Regions from separate parts of the Homo sapiens genome. Here region 2 is linked to region 1. A link is a loop called in an ENCODE intact Hi-C map of the cell type or tissue named here. Cell type or tissue: endothelial cell of umbilical vein. All regions are shown on one strand. Each heading gives the region's core, and the rest is flanking DNA. Links, peaks and the distances in the headings are about the cores only.

Region 1 (2,903 bases), core at 105-2,604:
AGGAACCCGCAGAGCGAGCGCCCTCCCGCACTCCCCGCAGCCCCATCCCCTGCATTATTTACTCCTGTTTCCGGAGCTGGCTGCGGGCGCCGGCGGGTGTTAGGGCCACGTGTGAGGGAGCAGGAGGAAACATCTGGCTTCCCTCTGTCCCCCAGGGGCGGGGACGCCTCTCTTTCCCTCAGGCCTACCGCCTCTCTCTCCCTCAGGCCTACCGCCTCCTCCGGGGTGGAACTGAGCCCCAGAAGTCCAGGGGCCAAGAGGTTAGCACCTTTGCCCTTCTCACCCTCAGGGCTCTGGCAGCCATGGAGTCCTCACGCCCCCTTACTTAATGATGGTGATTAGGTGGCTGTGATACCCCTGCCAGGGTTAATTGGCAGGTCAGGTGCAGGCAGCCTGCAACCAGGCAGGGTGCAGAGCTGCGACGTTGGCGCCAACCTGCCTTGTAAATGTACTCATTCCCTGAGGAAGGCGTCATTATTCCTGGGCCACATGCTGCCCATGGTGCCTACGCAGTGGGTGGCAGTAGGTGCTCAGATCCCTTGGCACTGCCCTGGCACCTGCTCTCCGGCTCCTCCCCACCCTCCCCTAGCCATAGAGATGATGCTCGCTGCTGGTCCCCACCAAAGCCAGCTCTCGTTGTGGAAGGCATGATGCCCTCTGGTGGCCGGATCCCCAGTCTCCCCCCATCCCGTCCCCCGCCACTCCCTTCCCCCCTCCCCGCCCTAGGCTGTGTCTGTGCTCACCTGGACTGGGACCTGACCCTCTGCCCAGTGCTCCCACGGGTTAGGACAAAGTCGAGGTTTGACAGTGAGACTTAGAGCCAATCCAGCCTCCCTTTAGGCCCAGAGACCAACTTGGACAACCTCGTCCTCTCCCAGAGGGTCTCATATATCACAACCCACCGCCCTCCCCAACCATCAGTACGGGTGAGTCAGAGCCAGATCTTCTCAGGGAGGCTCTCTCTGGTCTCCACTGAACTTTCCGCCTCCACTCCCAGCCTAGGGGGAGAAGAGGCTTAATTCAGGATTCAGTCCTTCCAAATGGACCAGTCTTCCGAGTCTTCTAAGAAGGCTGGCTTCCACACTGACGGACCCAGCAGCAACTAACGCCACTCCCGGCCCTCAGGGATAGCTTGCCTAGGAGGGTGCCGCTGGCTTCCAGGAGGCAGACGTGAGTCCATAGCGCCCCCTGCAGGCGTTTTGGATAAACTGCCTAGCACATCCTCCTTGGGCAGGTTACGGAAGGGCAAGTGTTCTAGCCAAAGATGGGAGTGGAGTGGGGTGGCCTCTAATCCCTGACCAAAACTCCTCTACTCACTTCTTCATCTTCACTGAGTCTTATTCCCTAACTCAGGCACCTATGGACAGGATTTTGTTTGTCAGGGCAGGTTATTTCATTCAACTAACCCACCTTTTTTTTTTTTGAGACAGAGTTTCACTGTCGTTCAGGTTGGAGTGCAGTGGCGCAATCTCCACCCACTGCAACCTCCACCTCCTGGGTTCAAGCGATTATCGTGCCTCAGCCTCCCAAGTAGCTGGGACTACAGGCACACACCACCACACCTGGCTAATTTTTGCATTTTTCATAGAGATGGGGTTCCCCATGTTGGCCAGGCTAGTCTCAAACTCCTGACCTCAAGTGATCCACCCACCTCAGCCTCCCAAAGTGCTGGGATTACTGGCTTGAGCCACCATGGCTGGCCCAACCCACCAGTCTTTATTGTCCATTATCAGGCTCTGGAAAAAACAAAGCTGACCAAGATGAGGTGTATACCCTAAAACACACGCCATTCAGCACGAGGGACGGCACCTAGGACGGGCACTCTGCATAGAGTTGTTCCTCATGACAGAGCACAGACAGGGCAGGGTGCAAGTAGCCACCTGCATTTCCATCAAGGTGGGCTCAGAGGTTGGTGTCCTTGCTCCTATTGTTTTATATACTTCGCTACAATTTAGGAAGTTCCCATTGTCTTGGCTACAAGATGGGGAAAAAATGAAAGCACCAGAACAAACAGGCTAGGAGCAGTTGATCACCTGGGGAGTCTTTCTAAACACAGCCATATGTTCATGCTGAAGTAGAACAGATAGGTCCCAGGGACAGCATCAGGAGAGAAGTCCCACCTATGCACTTGCAGCAGGGGGCTGATTTGCTTAAGGCAGGGAGCTGGAGTGGCAAAGATACCACGTGGAACCCCGTGAAACAGTGTAGGTATACGGGACCTTTCCTTCCTTTACTCTTTTGCTCCAAGATCCCTTCTGGTACTGACGGACAGGACTTCCTGCATTGCAGCCTTTACCCCTTTCCCCAAAGAACACGACTGCAGAACATTCATGTACTTTTCTTCCATGATGAGACTCACACAAGTATATGCCACTCCAGTGGCACTGACAGTATTCAACAGATAACTGGTAAAAATTAATGTGGGAGGAAGGAAAGCCTCACTATTCCCAAGGTCTGAAAACAGAAGGTGCCCAAATGTCTTAACATTCTGTACATCTAAGCTGGATACTGGTAGATGACACCCACAACATATCACAACTCACAGAGCTACAAAGAATCAACTTTATTGAACATTCAGGGTCAGTTTCTCTTCTTGCTCTTGCCTGTGACCTTGGCTGGTGTGAGGACTGGAGCTGCTGCCTGGTACAGGGTGGAGGAGATCTTGTTGATGTAGTACAGACCAACCATGGAGAAGATGAAGCTATATGGTGAAGACAGAAAGGTCATGGCACCAGTGGGCATCTGCCAGCCTGGTGCCTCCTAGGGAAGACACTAGCATCAAGGAAAGAATCCAAGTTCAAGTTTAGGAAAACGGGGAGGGAGAACAGAGAGAGAGGTAGGTGTGGAAGGAAAAACTCTGGCACCATCACAGTAAGATCCAATGCCAAAAAACGGAATGCTAC
Region 2 (2,903 bases), core at 181-2,680, 120 kb before region 1:
AAGGATGGAACCCTAGCACCTATCCTCACCTCTGAATCTGAATATTATTTACCTTTGTCTTTGTTTACACAAAGTTAAAGGAAAAGTGGACATTTTGTCAGAAGAACATTACCCATGTTCCCACTGCCTTAAAAGGCCAACCGTCTTCATTCATCCACCTCCTTCCAGCCTTTATCCCAATACTGATTTTTTTTTTTTACGTTTAGCTTTGACTTTTGATTTTTTCTTGCCCTTCATATTCCCCTTGGCTCTGACTTTGTGCCATTTTTATCTTTCCATTTTGCTTTCATTTTCTCCTGCCTGCTGCGTTGGCAGCGACTTTCCCTCCATTTAGAACAAAGTCCTCAACCCCACCCAGCCCAGTGTCCAGCTGGGCTGCCCCGGGCCTTGCTCTGCTCTAGCTCCCCTGCTGGTCTCTGGACCCTCTATTTCCCATCTCCACTCCCAAACACCTGAGATGGGCAGGGCTTGGGTGAGGGCTGCCACAGGGCTGTTGCTCTGTCTGCCCCTATGTGGGGGGCCTAGAGTGACTGCAAGTGAGTGGGTATGTGTGTATCTAGGGCCCCATGGGAAGACAAAGATGAAGGAGCTCTATTCCTGCCCCCAATAAGCTCATGATCGCCAGGCATGGCGGCTCACTCCTGTAATCCCAACATTTTGGGAAGCCGAGGTGGGAGGATGGCTTGAGTTGAGGTGTTTGAGACCAGCCTGGGTAACACAGTGAGACCTCGTCTCTACAAAAAATGAACAAAATCAGCCAGGTGTGGGGCACATGCCTGTAGTCCCAGCTACTTGGGAGGCTGAGGCAGGAGAATCACTGGGAGGTCGAAGCTGCAGTGAGCTGTGATTGTGCCACTGCATTCTGCATTCCAGCCTGGTGTCAGAGTGAGAGCTTGTCTCAAAAAAAAAAAAAAAAAAAAAAAGCTAATGATCTAGTTGGGATCATGAGACACCCACAAGACAGAGATGGTTCAAGGGCCATTCTATGGATTGGCTTTTGAGACGTGTATGGGAGCTGGGAAGGTGCCCCTTGGAAGGGCAATAACTGGGCTCCAAATGGCCGCAGATGCGGAACGGTGGTCAAGGAAAGAAGGGTGTCCCTTGCGTAAGGCTCCTGGTATCCATGGGATGCAGAGGGCAGAGGCTGGCCTGGAGAACTGAAGTGGGCATGACCAGAACAGTCTGGAAAGCCCTGCAGGAAGACCTGGAACTGGCGGTGGTGGCAAGATGGCCTCAGGAAGTCTGGAGGGAGGGCGGGAGGCCAGGCTGGGTTGGAGGTTAGGGAGCCTGGCCCGGGTAGAGCATGGCAGGAAGATGGCTTGAGATGGTGGGGGAAGGGGAAAGGTGCAGCGAGGCTCAGAGCCAGCTTGTGGAGGGAAGGAAGGAGGCACAGAGTCAAAAGCTACTTCCAGGCTTTCAAGCTGGGTGAGGTCATGCACTGAAAGGACAGCTGGCGGGAGGGCAGGCCCTGGCTCAGGAAGCCCAGGCACCACCTCTGTGAGCCTCTCCACAAGAGGGCACTCACAGTATGTCTTTGCACTTACAGTAGTTTTAAAGGCAAAGATGTGGATTTTTACAGGGCCCCAGAAGCAATAGCATTGAAACTAATGTTTCACACTTTACAGAGTTTGTTTAATGTACTTTTACAGTTTTAAACACATTTGCAGTAATTAACATTTTTTCCTTAGCAAACTGAAGCATTATGTAGGGCTTTGGGAAATACATGGGGGATAGCTATATATGCAGGCATGCACCCATGCACACGTGCACCGTGCTCAAGGGTAGCCAGGGAGAGCCAGGGTGTATTGGGGGAGGATGGAGATGGTGGTCTGGGATGAGTTTTGCCCCAGCACACTTCCAGGAGATATGCTGCAGGCAAAGCCAAGAGGCAGGAATTTGTGAGTCACAGTGGATTAGGTGATTCCTGAAACCTCAAGGAGTTTCCCCCTCTCTGTAACTCTGCTCGATATTCATCCTGTAAGATGCATGCCTGTCCCTACCTCAGATGCACACATGCAACTCCCTCCCAGACAGGCTGACCATGCCCTCCTCTGAGCCCCCACCTCATCCCCTACTCACTTCTGCTATGTCTCACCCATCATGTAGGGGGATGTCTTCCTCTACACAATTGGAAGGCAGGGACAGAGTCTTCTCCCTGTTATCACCATCCCCTAGCAGTGCCCAGGACATAGATGGTGCTCAATGAATGCTGGCTGGTTGGTTGAATGACTGTGCCTCAAGGAAGCCCATGTTTGGGGATAGATGAGGAGAACCTGGAAGAGATGGAGACATCCCTGCCCATCCACCCACAGGTCTTTCTCCTACATGGACAGCTATAACCATGACATTCGTTTTGACAACATCTACATCAGTACCTACTTCTGCCAGATCGATGACCGCAGGAAGAAGCTGGTGAGTGGGCACGGCACTGCCCGGGGATGCCTTGCTGCTGTGTGCCCTGTGTGGGTTCATGCTCCAGGAAGGCAGAGAGGAAAGGGCAGAGGGCCCTTGGGCTTCCTAACTGTGTGGACATTTGTTTTCCAGGGCAAACGGACTCTGCTGCCACTCCGCAAAGCTGAGGAGAAAACCGTCATCTTCCCTTGCAAGCCCACCATCCAGGCCTCAGAAATGAGCAATGTGGTGAGGACAGCATGGGGAGCGGACTCCTGGGTGCAAAGACAGGCCTGAAGGTGAGGGTGGAGGGTAAAAGGCACCAGAGAGTGCTCCGTGCCCAGGCAGATGGCACTGCCCAGCTCTGCCCCTCCTGCTCCTTGGCCAGGTGAGGGAGCTCCTGGAGACACTGCCCATTCTGCTGCTGCTGGTGGTGCTGTGTGGCTTGGACTGGGCTCTCTACTCCATCTTCGACACCATCCGCCACCACTCCTTCCTGCAGTACTCCTTCC

Evidence for each region. Hi-C counts contacts between places; a loop is a spot of excess contacts. Peaks named below come from ENCODE experiments on the same cell type or tissue, not always from the same donor. Only the 100,000 strongest peaks of a DNase experiment are listed, where the experiment ranks them.
Region 2: a loop joins it to region 1, with 8 times the contacts of the local background. A loop is called at or near these places in 5 of 110 quality-filtered maps.

Annotation. Positions count from the first base shown.
Region 1 is chr1:155,166,860-155,169,762 of GRCh38, forward strand. KRTCAP2 (keratinocyte associated protein 2) reads right to left here. Exons shown (of 5, transcript NM_173852.4): 5 at 2,549-2,701. The coding sequence ends at 2,581. Among named protein-coding and RNA genes, the nearest start is that of KRTCAP2, 5.0 kb to the right of the region's middle. RefSeq lists a silencer at 697-756. In endothelial cell of umbilical vein, for the core only: a CTCF peak has its summit at 1,180 (motif pointing left); DNase peaks (open chromatin) are centred at 122, 472 and 1,142; H3K4me3 peaks cover 278 bases; H3K27ac peaks cover 897 bases.
Region 2 is chr1:155,043,581-155,046,483 of GRCh38, forward strand. DCST1 (DC-STAMP domain containing 1) reads left to right here. Exons shown (of 17, transcript NM_152494.4): 11 at 2,313-2,412; 12 at 2,545-2,640; 13 at 2,780-2,903. DCST1-AS1 (DCST1 antisense RNA 1) reads right to left here. Exons shown (of 4, transcript NR_040773.1): 3 at 2,380-2,575; 4 at 1,611-2,273. Among named protein-coding and RNA genes, the nearest start is that of ADAM15, 6.3 kb to the right of the region's middle. In endothelial cell of umbilical vein, for the core only: a CTCF peak has its summit at 1,509 (motif pointing right); a DNase peak (open chromatin) is centred at 1,481.